2 separate regions of the Homo sapiens genome follow, and region 2 is linked to region 1. A link is a contact called in ENCODE Hi-C data. All regions are on one chromosome and are shown on one strand. The core of a region is the stretch at or near the end of the contact, and the rest is flanking DNA. Distances in the headings are between cores, read along the strand shown.

Region 1 (6,957 bases), core at 1,490-3,989:
CTTAACAAAATAGTCCATTCACTTGTGGAACAGTGGAAGTTCTTCTCTTTATTGCTCCAGATCTGTCTTCGGATGGGTACTCTGCACATTGGGTCTTAGTCTTTGCCTCCATAATAACTTAGAAAACATCTGAGCCCCTTATTACAAGCTAGCCCTTCAGATATTTGAAAGCAGCTGTGATGTATTTCTCAAGTCTTCCCTTTCCAAGCTGAGTATCCCTAGTTCTTTCAACATTATCTCACGTGGTTTGCAGGCTCAGTAGGTGTCTTTGAATGCCAGGGCACAGTTGCAGAGTTTTCAGAGGAAAACAAACATTCTCCCACAGGTGATCTATGGACTCTTTCACAAAAGGCTTTTCATTTTTCTTATGCTGTCTCAGTTCCATGATGCTGGTGTTGATATGAAGTGGGGTGTAGTCTTGGGTGGGGTTGCTGATTGCACCTCATAGTCATCTTCCCTGAAATGCACGTTGCTGCCAGAACTCTTGATGGGCTCCAATTCATCAGAGTGTCATCAAAACACAAATTCTCGTTTCTGAAACAGGTAATTTTCCCACTGCTGTTTTGTTTTCTTCCAGAGGCTTTTAATGCTCCCCTTTTCTTTTTTCCCTTTTCTGTAGCGTTCAATCATTTGTCTGCTGTTCACCAAAACTGTGTGTTGAATGACAGCGTTTTGAGTCCAGGATCCAGTCACACGCAAAACAAATGAATTTGTTAAGACTTATCCAGCTGTCTGTAACTGCAAGGGGCATGGCAGTGGGAGGAGGGAGGGAGACAGTACTGTCTTATTTTCTCAGAACCAGCACTTCCCATCCTTTGGGAATCAGGGCCCAGATGAGTCTGGAACTGACCTCAGTGTTGGTTCACCAAAGTAGCAATCATGTGCACTTCCTTTCAGCCACTTTATCCAGAGGGCAGGGTCCTGGGAGTCAGATGGGAGTTCTTTGGTCTAAAGTAATGAGAATTTGGACTTGCCTTCACAGCCAGCATTAAATGGGTAATGCTTAGGATCTTTTGCTTTGAGTAACTGAGTCCACTGACCTCCATGAGAGAGCAGCAGGATTGTATTGGCAAACAAAAGGCCTTTTGGGGAGTTCTCTGCCTCTTTGTTATGTTCTCAATATTGCTTTATTTGTCTTTCATTCATTAGGTTTTTAGGAGTAGGTGTGATGGCATTTCCATCTTCTTGACAGCAGGAGTGGGGAAGAGAGAGAGAGAGAGGGATTAAGAAGGAGAGAGGTGTGTGTCTGTTCAGGACTGCCTGTCAGATGGTGAATTTGAACAGAGGCAGCTGTTGTCATGGCGATGGCAGGTTGCATCCCACCACCATGGAAACCAAAGTTAAAAAACTGATGTTAAGGCTGGAAGTCACATGATACATTTTTGTTTTGTTTTGTTTTAAAAAAAGAAAAGGGGTTTGGTTTTTTAGTCTTTTTTTTTAAGATGAGGTTGGGTGGTGAGAAAAATTGCACAAGGAAAGCAATGAGATGATGACATGGGACAGTATGGAGTAGGCAGAGCCTTCTTTCATGTTTTTCTGCTTGTTGACAGTGCATGTCTCCTGCCGTGGTTAGAGAGGGGATGGGAGGGGTATGCAGGGTGGACTTCCAGGTTTGCAGCCAGAGTTGTACACTGCTAACTGTCACATGGAGAAACACAGGGGTTTAGCCCTCTTGCCCTTTGGAGGTGATGTGTGGTTCACCTTCTGTTGATCAGCCCAGAACAGACCCAGGAAACCTAAAAGTATGGACTACCCAAATAGGAAGATAGTCCATATATTGATAAATTTGGAAGGTTAACATTTATTTTCAGAGAATTGAAAAGTTCATCTATAGCTCCTCAGAATCTCCAGGAATAGTTCTGTCTGTTTATTCCCTTTTCTGGGCTGGTCTCTTTTGGGCTGCCATGTCCTGCCAGGGCAGCCATAGGAGTGAGTGCAAAGAAGTCCAGAAGGAGCCCTGGGCCAAGACTCCTTGCACCATAGCTTATCTCTTAACCTGGGCCCTCTCACCTGGGCAGGGTGGAGCGGCTTGCTGAGAGGCATTAGAAAGCCCTCTTGGCTCTCCATCTTTTTACCTCATACTGACTTCTACTTTATGCCATGATCTGGAGAAAATGTGAAACATCCCTCCAGGAAGGGAGCTGGACTGGCCAGGGCTGTTTTTGCTTGCTTGTTCTTTTTTTGTTTTGTTTTGTTTTTTGAGACAGAGTCTCACCCTGTCCCCCAGGCTGGAGTGCAGTGGTATGATCTCGGCTCACCACAACCTCCATCTCCTGGGTTCAAGCTATTCTCCTGCCTCAGCCTCCTAAGTAGCTGGGATTACAGGTGCCCACCACCATGTCTGGCTAATTTTTGTATTAATTGCAGAGACAGTGTTTCACCATGTTGGCCAGGCTGGTCTTGAACTCTTGACCTCAAGTGATTCACTCGCCTCGGCCTCCCAAAGTGCTGGGATTGCAGGCGTGAGCCACTGTGCCTGGCCAGGCCAGGCCTGTTTGAACAGGGCTGGTTTGAATTTTCCTTTTGTGTAGACAGGTTAGGAAGCAGAGATTTCTGTAAGAATGTCTGCTTCTAGGAAGGTGAGGAAGACCATGAGGGATGCAGACACACTGTTGAAGTGATGGTCATAACTATTGCTATGTCTGGGTTTTAGGCACAAGGTCTTATGTCTTCGGCATTACTCGTCCCTCCAGGACAGATGTATCTTTCTCAGTCGGCTCAGACGAGGGTCATATGATCTCACCAGCATGATCTCACTGCATTTCCATCAGGGTCTGTGGGAACTGGAGCCAGACTTCTGTGATGGTTCAACCCCTCCTGTTCTTAGCCCTGGCCTGGGGTGTGATTAATATCCCTTCTAATCACTGGGAGAGATTGCATCAGAGCCATCAGCTTCATAAATCCTCCTCTGGGGACTGGTGTTTGGATGCGCTTTCCATATTCTCAGGAGGTTCTGGGCCAAATGTCTTTGCTCTTTTCCTGGAGGCCCATTACCATAATTTTCTTTTAAATCCTTTATTGGAGTTGGTCTCCTCTGTGTCAGTCCATGGCTACAGCCAGCCAGCCCACTCCTGAGGGCTGGAGGCTGTAACCACCAACAGATGCTTTCCCCAAAGTATTGAGCCACAGTAGATGCTGAAAGATTGAGTTAGTAGGATACTGAAAGTAACTGTATTTGTGCAACACTTTACAGTTTTCAGAGGGAGTTCAGATTCCGGTATCATTTTAGGCTTCAGTCCTTTTGTATTTCTTGTTTGGTTCTGTGGGAATGGATGGTCATAACCCTTCATTGACTCTTGAGTACTGTGTTGGGACAGCTTTTGCAGTCGGAGGCCTGGCTCTGGTTTCCTTTACCAAGCTACATTTTTTCCATTGCATTCCAGGTCTTGAAGAAGATTCTGAAGTTACACGGAAGGCTTGGATAGCTGTATTTCATTCCTGTTCATATGTAAAATGTCTATTTGGTGTCATGCTAATAGGGAATCACAGACTAGTTAAGGCTCTTTCTCTGTTACTGTCTTTGAGTCAAAGTCCACTTATTAGGATGATATTTATGTGCACATGAAGAAGAGGTGGAAAGACATGCATGAAGGTGTCCATGCCATCCTCTGAGGCTGTTACATCTCTTGGATTTAGACATCCAAAAACATGAGACTGAAGGGAGAAAAGGAGACAGGTCTTCCTGTAGGGTCTGGGGTGAGGGGTGGAAATGGGTAAAGGAGGCTGAGGAATGCCTCCCCTCAGACTGTGGACTCTTCTATACCCCCCCAGGAGTTTCCAGGAAGTGCCTGAGTGCCCACCGACTGCTCCCCACAAAAGCATATTCTGCATTAGGCTGAAGTTGGGAGAGTGCACAGCATTCTATCTGCCTGCCTGTCAGAGCATGGCCTTCTTAGTGTTCGGATGTCATAGGCTCTGGGAGGAGACAGCTAAGTACAGAGGTCTTCAGGATGAGCCCCCTGGTGGTGATAGAGATGCATGTTTGCCTGGGGACACCCAATATTTACTGCCTGAGGCCTAAGTCCTTCCCAAGCATGTACCTACAGATCTGTACCTGAGAGGTGATGATGAGGAGGCTTTTCAGGCTCAGGCAGATGAAGAGCTCAGCTCCAGGCCAGGCCCCCAGGGCTCCGGTGACAGCAGAACCAGCATCACCACCCTTGCCCCAGCTTTCTGTGCTTCAAGAAGGAAATGAACAAATGGCAGGTGTGCAGGCCACGTCGTGCTGCTCAAATTAGCCATGTTGCTAAGGAAACAAGTCAACCATTCAAAGGAAGGAGCATTGGGTAAAGGAGATAAATCAATAAGTGAACCTATTTTTATCATTTCCCTAATGATTGTCTTGAAACTGCTAGACTAGAAAGAGAGTTGGAGCAACACAGGTCCTCATTAATGGGCTCAGAGGGAACGAGGAGTGAAGGGGTGTTTGAGGAGATTGCCAGTAAAGTTTATGAAATGAGGCCTCTAGTGAGCAGTGAGCTGGTACAGGAGGGAAGGCAGGAAGGAAGATGTCTTTTGCAAGTTTCAAAGTGGTTTCATGGTCATTTCCTCATTTTGGCCAGGTCCCTTCATTCTCTTGCATTTAATCCTCTCCGAAGTCTTTTTCTGATTTCTCTGGCCATCGCATTCCTCCTCACTCTCAGGTTGGGATGGGTTTTTGTGTTGATTTGTTCTTTTCAGGATACATATAGCTTTAATTGATTTTGTAGTGATAAATGAACACATGCTCATTTGAACACTCAGAAAATGGTTAGAGGAGTAAAGAAGAAAGTGAAAATAACCCTGCTACCGAGAGAAGACTCATCATCCTTCCAGCAAGACAGAATTTTTTCTTGTTCTCTCCCTTCTCTTTTTTTTTGTTTTTGTTTTTTTTGAGACGGAGTCTTGCTGTGTTGCCCAGGCTGGAATGCAGTCGCACGATCTCAGCTCACTGCAAGCTCTGCCTCCCAGGTTCACGCCATTCTCCTGCCTCAGCCTCCTGAGTAGCTGGGACTACAGGTGCGTGCCACCATGCCTGGCTAACATTTTGTATTTTTTTTAGTAGAGATGGGGTTTCACCGTGTTAGCCAGGATGATCTTGATCTCCTGACCTCGTGATCTGCCCACCTCGGCTTCTGAAAGTGCTGGGATTACAGGCGTGAGCCACCGCACCTGGCCTTCTCTTTTTTTTTTTAAACATGAAAGGGATCTTCCATGTATGCTGGTTTATTTTCTTTTTTAAATAGGTCATGTGTGTCTACAGTGGACAGTATAAAAAGTTCAAATGGGTATACAGTGTGGAGAGTGTGGGTACCTTTTGTAAGGATACCTCTGGCTCTAGTTTCCCTGTATGATTCATTTATCAATTGAATATTAATTTATTAATAAAATAACAGTTACCGGGGCCCCACTGTGTGCCAAGTACAGTGGTGAGTGAGGCAGGCAAGGTCCTGCCCTGGGGCTCCCAGTCCTTACTGCCCCATCATCTCCATTTGTTCAAGATTTCAAAACACAAGCAATCTGGATACCAGGGATAGATATTCTTCCCTAAAATATGCACAGTGTCAGGCACAGAGTGTAATGAGTGTCACTGAATTCTAGAACAGAGAGTCAGAGTCCTGGACAGACTTCCATCTTGTCCCTGATTGTGGTTGCCATGAAGGGTGATGGTCTTTGAGGCCGTGGCGACTCGGAGCTCCCTTTGACCTTTCTAAGTCATGTCTTTGTCCAGTCTGCCAGGTTGAGGGGCACTAGCTTGACTGGTGGGTGGGTGTTATTTGCCGTCTAGGCTCTTCACTTTGGGGATGTAGCAGAGCCATTGCTTTGGGGTGTGAAGTTTTGCTGTCGGGAAGAAATGGGAGTGGTGCCTCGGAGGCAGCCTGCAAGGGTGGGAGTGAGCAGGAGCCATGGCTCAGGCCAGAGTGGGTGAGCAAAGCCCTGTCTTTGTAATGGCTCCTTAGTGAATGCCTCATGTTCATTCTTACCTGCATTGAACATTGACTAAGCTCCTACTATATACCATGGGCTCTGCTAAGCACTGCCAGTAGAGACATGAGCAAAACTCCTGCTTTCAAGATATAGTTTCTTGATTTAAATAGGAGAAGAAATAATACAGTCACACAATTCAAAGAGCTGTGGGGCACGGGGAGAAACTTTCACTGACAAGGTGGCATTTCAGCTTGGTCTTGATGTATGACTGGAAAGGAGAAGAAACGCCATTGCATGTGGTGGCAGAAGCACCTAGATGTAAATGCCTCTTTTTTGTGCTTTCTTCAGAAAGGGAAGTGGAAAAGAGTTTAAAGAACAGGGCTGTAAGGGAGAGTGGCTGGGGCCTAGGCAGACTTGGATGGTCTCTTCTGCTCACCTCCCCTGAGATTTCCCTGCCACTATCCATTCTTTCACCTAGCCCACAGTTACACAGAATCTCCACATTCTCACTGCAGGTTCTTCATTACCGCAGCCATGAATTCATCCTGAGGTCTAGATGCCCTATAAGGCTGAAAGGGACATCCCTCTCAAGGGCATATATATCTGAACAATTTTAAAAATGTAAAGCAAAAAAAAAAATATTTTTAAGCCAGAAGATTGCTGCTGTGAATGGGCCTCACATCAGATAGTGGGAAGAGGATTTGGCTGGAGAGGAAGTGAGAATAGGGTCTTCTTAGAACCTGTGAATTACCAAACTCCCACCTTTAGATTCTAGACTTTAGGGCCTTGGGTAGCACCAGCCATCAAGACCTCATGAATTCTCAGCCACCCAGATACCTGGCCAGTCACTGGGAGTTTGACTCATCAGCACCTGGGCCAAGAGCCATTCCGCTGCCTGGAGCATCTTCCGGTGGTGTTGGCTACACCTTCCTGAGCTAGCCTGTGTCCCCACAAACCTCACATATCTGCCCTTGGACATTCTGGACTAGTTGAGCTTAAAGGTCCTTATAGGGAGCAATATACTTGGGTTAACTGGCTAGGAAAATGCAG
Region 2 (6,957 bases), core at 1,128-3,627, 1.5 Mb after region 1:
CCCAAAGTGCTGGAATTACAGGCGTGAGCCACCGCGCCCGGCTGATAATGAAATGTCTAAGCACTTAAGAACGTGCATTCAAAAGACTGGAGTTTTTTGAAAAACAGGGTAACCTGCAGTAAAAGAAATTCTTACACACTTTCACTTTTTTTCTTTAAATACTGTCTAGTAGACTGTGGCATCTCTAGGTGGCTAAAATAATTTGTCGATAACATCAAACATCTGGTTAGTGTTCAAATTTCTCAAATTGTCTTAAAAATTTTGTTTTAACCGTTGATTTGTTTGAATCAAGATCCAAATAACGGAGCAAAATTTTTATCATCAAGCCCACTGGCTGGTTACACTTTACCTCTTTTCAAAATAGATGTTTGTCACTGTGACACATTTCCATAAGCAAGAGAATTGAGAGATTAATTCAAGGTCTCTTTATGTGCTTTACAAATATCAGATAAGCTCTGGTAATTAAGTTACGGAAAATTCGCATAAGTAATATCTTGATGTTAGTCTTGGACATTAGGACTCAAAAGGCAGCAATGACAAACCCATTTATGTTGATTTCACAGCCTTTGGGGGTCTCCTTGTCTTTATTTTGATTGTTGGAAATAGAGACCCACGCTTTGGCCACTATATAACAAAGTACTAAAAATGTATAATAATGCAAATTCACTAATATGTTTATTAAAATATAAACAAGTTTATTACAAATCTGTAGCTTTATTCACAACTAACATCCTTATTTTTGTCCTATATGCCCACGTTTGTCCTCAAGTACAACGAAGGACTGAGAGAGCATATAATCCCCTCTAGGTGTAAATGAACGTATTTATTTCGCTTCAACTCATGTATGAAAGGATTAAAAAATTATTAGTCCCCACAACTTAATTCTCCCAAAGAGAAGGTGCCAAGAATGAGGCACCTTTAGCCATGCATAATCTCCACCCATCTCATCAAATAAACGGAACAGTGATGAACATAACTTGCTAAGTAAGCTCAGCCGTGTAACAAGACCCTAGATTCCCCTCCCTTCTTCATCCTACCAGAACATTATCCTTAAGGTTTTCCTAATCAGCAGTCTGCGTCTAACTAACCCTAACTATCCAGAGTCACCTAACATATACTTATTTCCTTGTTTCAGATTCCCATTACGCCTATCTTAATGGGACAACTGGGTCCGAAATTATGCATGTGTTTTTTTGTTTTGTTTTTGCGGTGTACTTATTATCCGCACTTTATCATTAAATTCCTGAAAAGCTAGAACAAAACAAATCCGTGTCATTCACTATGTGCATCCTCTCTGCTTGGGGACGCCAAGGGTTTCAAGCTGCTGCCTCCCTGCCCTGGTCTCTGCTTGCCGTATCCAGCACTGGGTAAGCGCCCAGGTTCTGCTCCGGGACTAAAACTCATGATCTTCTGGCTCAGGTTCTGTGAACTGAGTCATTCTGGCACTGAGAATATTCCGTGACTCAGCAGGCCCGAAAAGGAGGATGTCAGAATCCACATAATTTCGAGTCTTTTAAAGGCAAGCCGAGGAACACAAACAACACAGTGGAAGAATTTCGCAGTGGGTCGTGCGTACCCAAGGGAAAAATTCATTCCATTCCCAGCCTTTTCACTTCCTTCCTTGCCCCGGTAAAACGACTGGTTACACTTTAAATCAGCGGCAGGAAATCGCTTCACGAAACTCATCTGGCTGCTGCGACCAGGCCCTTCTGATTCTCCAGGGACCGTGTCGGCCCCATGAACGCCCCGGGACCTCTGTTCGGGAGGGGCTGGAGCGGGGCCCCGGGCAGCAGCGGGCGCTCCCGGTTCGGACCCACACCTGGCCGGGCGGGGACCCTCTTGCCGCAGCCCAAATTGGCGCGAGGCCCCAGGGACGACCCCGAGCGACCTCCTGACCCGGCATCGCCCCTCTAAGGCGCCCTCCCCCGACTCCTCCCGCAATCCGGAGTCTCCCAGGCCGCGGAGCCCAAGGACCCCAGCGACTCCCGCGCGGGGAGCGGGTCTGCGAGGCCGCCCTTCCCTCCCGGCATGCACCACCCAGCCGCCCTCCCCTCCCCTCCTCTCCTCTCCCCTCCCCTCCTCTCCCCTCCTCTCCCCTCCCCTCCCCCAACCCCCTCCCCCGGCTCCCCGCCCACCTCGCGCGCCCCTCCCCCCGGGTCGCGCGCCGCGGGCCCGAGCGCGAGACGCCGCTGCTCCCGCCCCCGCCGCCTCCTGGAGTCGCCGGGGCGGACGCGCAGTCCATGGGGCGCGGTGGGCCGGGGAGTTGCCCCAGGGGCCGCGGGAGTTGCTGAGAGGAGACAGGGTTGGGCTTTCTCCTCGCCCAGACCCCACCCCACCCTGCCGACCCCACCCCCTGCTCCTTCCTCCCCGGGGGCGCGCACTCGGGCACGCGCTCGGAAGTCGGGGGTCGGCGCGGAGTGCAGGCTGCTCCCGGGGTAGGTGAGGGAAGCGCGGAGGCGGCGCGCGGGGGCAGTGGTCGGCGAGCAGCGCGGTCCTCGCTAGGGGCGCCCACCCGTCAGTCTCTCCGGCGCGAGCCGCCGCCACCGCCCGCGCCGGAGTCAGGCCCCTGGGCCCCCAGGCTCAAGCAGCGAAGCGGCCTCCGGGGGACGCCGCTAGGCGAGAGGAACGCGCCGGTGCCCTTGCCTTCGCCGTGACCCAGCGTGCGGGCGGCGGGATGAGAGGGAGCCATCGGGCCGCGCCGGCCCTGCGGCCCCGGGGGCGGCTCTGGCCCGTGCTGGCCGTGCTGGCGGCGGCCGCCGCGGCGGGCTGTGCCCAGGCAGCCATGGACGAGTGCACGGACGAGGGCGGGCGGCCGCAGCGCTGCATGCCCGAGTTCGTCAACGCCGCCTTCAACGTGACTGTGGTGGCCACCAACACGTGTGGGACTCCGCCCGAGGAATACTGTGTGCAGACCGGGGTGACCGGGGTCACCAAGTCCTGTCACCTGTGCGACGCCGGGCAGCCCCACCTGCAGCACGGGGCAGCCTTCCTGACCGACTACAACAACCAGGCCGACACCACCTGGTGGCAAAGCCAGACCATGCTGGCCGGGGTGCAGTACCCCAGCTCCATCAACCTCACGCTGCACCTGGGTAAGCGGTGACAGCCCCGTCCCCTGCTACTGCTCGCCAGCAGCCCAGCTCCCGGACCGGCTCCGTCCCAGTGGCCGGCCTCACGGGCGCAGACGGCCGCGTGTTTGCTCTCTGTTCCCCGGCATGGGCCACACAGAAACTCCTTTCTCCAACTTCTTAAATAGATACTGCTTTTAACATCCCGTGAGGGCCAGGATGTTCCGCACGAGTCTCTCTGCTTTCCTGTTCTTTCTGACTTAACGGGATTCTGGCTCTCTGATTATTCTGCATTTCGGCTGTTAGGATTGTGATTTCCCCCTTTTTTTTCTGAAGCGTTAATCAGAAACTCCCATCCCCACTTTTCTCTTTGCTAGCAAGGTCATCACAGCGCATTCTTGGATCGGAAACAAGAAGGTCCGCCTTAAACACTTTCGCCTTTAAAATGTTTAGATGTCCTTCCAGGGCTGAGGGTGATTGCTCTGTTGAGTTAAGGGGGAATTTGAGGGGAGCAAATGCCTTCGCTGCCTATATTGCCTATGTGTAATTAAAACATAAATTCACTTTTGAAGTTATTGTTCTTTATAGCTGCTCAGCCTTAATTAAGAACCACAAAGCGATTTGACTGCTAATCCTGGTGCAGAATGAACAAAAGGAAGTGCACTCACTGTAATTGCTGGGCATAGCCTTGTCCCTGGGTAAAAAGGCTCTCCTTTACTGTCTTCCCTTTTGCTTTCATTCAAAGCAACTGTAGAAACACGTGTAAGTGATGTTTCAGAAATCAGGAAAGGGATGTGTAGAAAACTTCATGGCAGGGCAGTGGATTGAGGATGGACATATGTATCTGGAAGCACCAAAAATAATGTTCGGTCTAGCTAAGGTTTTCTTCATCATTGAGATACGTAAATAGGCAGAAAGTTTCATTATTGTGTTTAACAGAGGAATCTATGTGTGAGAAACACGTTTGACTTAACACTTCACTCCCCATTGCCTTGGAAGGCTTGATTATTACCAGTAGCTGGTACTAATGAACTTCCAGAGAGAACAGACTGCCTCAAGCCATTCTTCTGTCAAGGGAGGGTAATTTTGTAAGGCTAATATCACTTAGGGGTGTTGGAAAGGAACATGTTGTAGGCAAATGGTTCTTTTGATCATGATTTTGCTGCTCTCCGGTACACTAAACTTTATGTAAGTATCAGGATTCCAGAGAAAGAATTGGACTTAACAAAAAGTACTTTGAAAAGTGGGATTAAATTATTGTGTGTGGAATAAGTGTTAGAAAAGCAGAATTATTTAACATCTTATTTGCAGTTGAGTCATTAAACAAATGAAACATTTTGAAAATAATTTCATAAAATGATACTATGAGGTATCTGTTTTTCAGGGATTGAAGAAGTAAAGTGCACTGAGTTCAGTTTTTTAAAGGTGCCTTTCTGAAGACATAGCTAGTGACCGAGGATTTCCTAAGATCTGTGAGATTGCTCTTTATTTTCTCCTGTTATATTTTTTAAGTTGGCCAAAATTATTTTTGAAATGTGTATCTAAGTATTTCTGTTTAACTTTTGACTTGTTAAAGTTTCTGTGTTCAAGTTTGAATACTCTTGAAGTCTTATTTTTTTCATTTTCAGATTTTAAAATTTTCAAAGAAAAGGCGTTGCCTGATGTCTGAAATCTCAGATGCCTGAAATTCAATTGACAATTACTGAACAACAGTCTCTTATTTACATAAAGGTGGGGTTGTCAATCTTGGCTCTCAGAATTTTCTCTTGTAGGCACTGTGTAGCTAAAGGTTATTTAAGGTGATTTCAGAGGTAGATAGATTACTCAGTGATTACTACCCTGTTGCAAAGATAATGCGGTAGAGTAACCCAGTATCAGTTACGTTAGATTGCTCCCACTGGGAGGCAGATATGTTAACTTTGGGTCATGGTTGATTAAAAGGTCAAAAGAGATCTTAGAGTTTACCTCTAACATCACTTTTTACTATGAAATGTTTTATGCTTGGACTTGGTTTTGCTGAAATTTTCCTCAACTTTTGGTAATATTCTTGCTAAATGAAATTCATAAAACTATGAGTTTAAAACTTGTAAGTTAAAAGTTAAAGTATTTTCTTACAAGCATTGTGATTAACTGTAAAAATATGTACTTTAAACTTCTAGTTTAAACTAACTTGACTAGGATACTTGACTTGTTCTTGGATCAGAAATGACATCCTGGAAGAAATCATGCATAGTGGAGGAGGTGGGAAGGGGGAAAGGTTTGTGTGTAGTGAGGTTGAGGTTTCTCTTTCTGTCCTCCCCCCCCCTTTAATGACAAGGTTATATGTATACATGTATGTTTCGATCAACAATTTATGACAAGTAGGCAAGGTGTCATGTGTCACTGTGTGTTTTGATGTTTAGCATATTCACTCCCCAACTCCAGTTACTCCATGGGCTGTAGCTAACTAATTATTTCCCATGAATTAAAGTACCGTGACTGTTTTGTGCATCTATTAAATCTCCCTCCCAGTTCAAATTTCACATACCCTTAAACAAGTGATGCATATTGTGCTTTGCTATTACAGAGCATGTGAAGCTAGAAATGAGTAGTGTGAAAGAACTAGGTCTAGCCACCACTTTTCTAGCCTTTCTTTTGATGTTGAACTTTAAATACAGTAAACTTTAAAATAAGCAGTCAAATCATACATAAGAAATGTAAGTAGTTATGTAAGTGTTTTGGCACTGACTTTTTTAAATTATGAAAATGAAACATGACATTGTAAATTCAAACAGTAAGTGTAATGACAAGTGAGTTTCTTTATCACTAGCTGCTAAGCTCCATGCCCTAGAGACCACCCTTCACAATTTCTTACATTAATATGACCCTCTAGAAATTTTTCATGCATACACATGTGTATATAAAATTATAGGATCATTTTAACTGATACTTTTTGGGAGGCTGAGGCGTATTTTAACAGATGGCAAATACAAATCTGATTATTGTGCCTGTATCATCACTTGCTGTACAAAAGCCAGGAAAATCAGTGTTGATTCTGAAAACAGCGCTCTCTTAAGCACCATACACAGTCATCCAGGGTGCAGGGTGCAGTGCATCCTCGGATAAAAAGAGTTAAAGTTGCTATGGGAACCAGAATTGCACTTTCTGCTTGTTGTGGGGAGAAATCTCCACCAGCCACTTTTCTAAGAAGAAGTCTTTTTTGTTTCACCTTCAACTTCTGGATGGATTATTCAGTTGCTGTTAAAAAGTTTGGGTTTTATGTCTTATAAGTTATAGTAAGTTTTTATCAGTACCAGTGGGGTAGTAGTTGATACTAAGATTGTAGCTAAGGATTTGCCTTTTATCAAACAGCCCCATTAATTAATTTGATAATCATTGTGGATGGAAACTTGGCAGACAGGATCCTAATCTTGAGAAAGGTAGCTTTTCCTCTTTCTAAAAACAATTAGATTAAGGAAAAGAGTGCTTATAAAACCAACCCAATCAAAGTTTATGAAACTCCTAAAATTAACACTGAAACCAGATTAGTTTCCAAGCTCCTCATAAACTGTAGGAACCAATAGTGATTAAATGAAGCTTTTAAATCTGCATCTGCATATCTTTTTTGTGTGTTTAAGTTAGAATAATTGATATATAAGGCTATTGCCTTTTATTCTCTTTGGTCCTCTGCTGAGTGTGTATGTATTTAACATGGAACAAATGGCAATTTTTCCCCCCAGGAAAACCTTTGCAAGGTGGGTTCTGACTATGTCAGGGAATAGCTCACTGTGGTGACTTCACTGTGGTATTTGTGCACCCTGAGGGGACACTATTTTAGTTTGTCTCACAAAGGCCTGATTTACATTTTGCAGGTTTCAACTTGAGAAGTTAAGGAGCTCTTCCTTAATGG

What was found. Hi-C counts contacts between places; a loop is a spot of excess contacts on that map. Pooled maps may share reads with other maps.
Region 2: a pooled map shows a loop between it and region 1 (5-fold over the local background). The contact joins the promoter of LAMC1 here to the enhancer-like site in region 1. A Hi-C loop is called at or near these places in 2 of 37 single-sample maps with no recorded cell type and 3 of 50 pooled maps.

The regions. Positions count from the first base shown.
Region 1 is chr1:181,500,517-181,507,473 of GRCh38, forward strand. All of the region lies in intron 1 of CACNA1E (calcium voltage-gated channel subunit alpha1 E), which reads left to right. Among named protein-coding and RNA genes, the nearest start is that of CACNA1E, 20 kb to the left of the region's middle. RefSeq lists enhancers at 4,209-4,328, 4,749-4,978. Within about 2 kb of position 2,740, at least 6 of the 41 ENCODE cell types and tissues checked have a DNase peak (open chromatin) inside an H3K27ac peak, as active enhancers do.
Region 2 is chr1:183,021,043-183,027,999 of GRCh38, forward strand. It overlaps LAMC1 (laminin subunit gamma 1), which reads left to right and starts at 2,378. Exons shown (of 28, transcript NM_002293.4): 1 at 2,378-3,092. The coding sequence starts at 2,675. RefSeq lists enhancers at 1-337, 1,075-1,630, 1,631-2,185, 2,741-3,294 and silencers at 1,697-2,086, 2,117-2,506, 2,557-2,626, 2,647-2,786.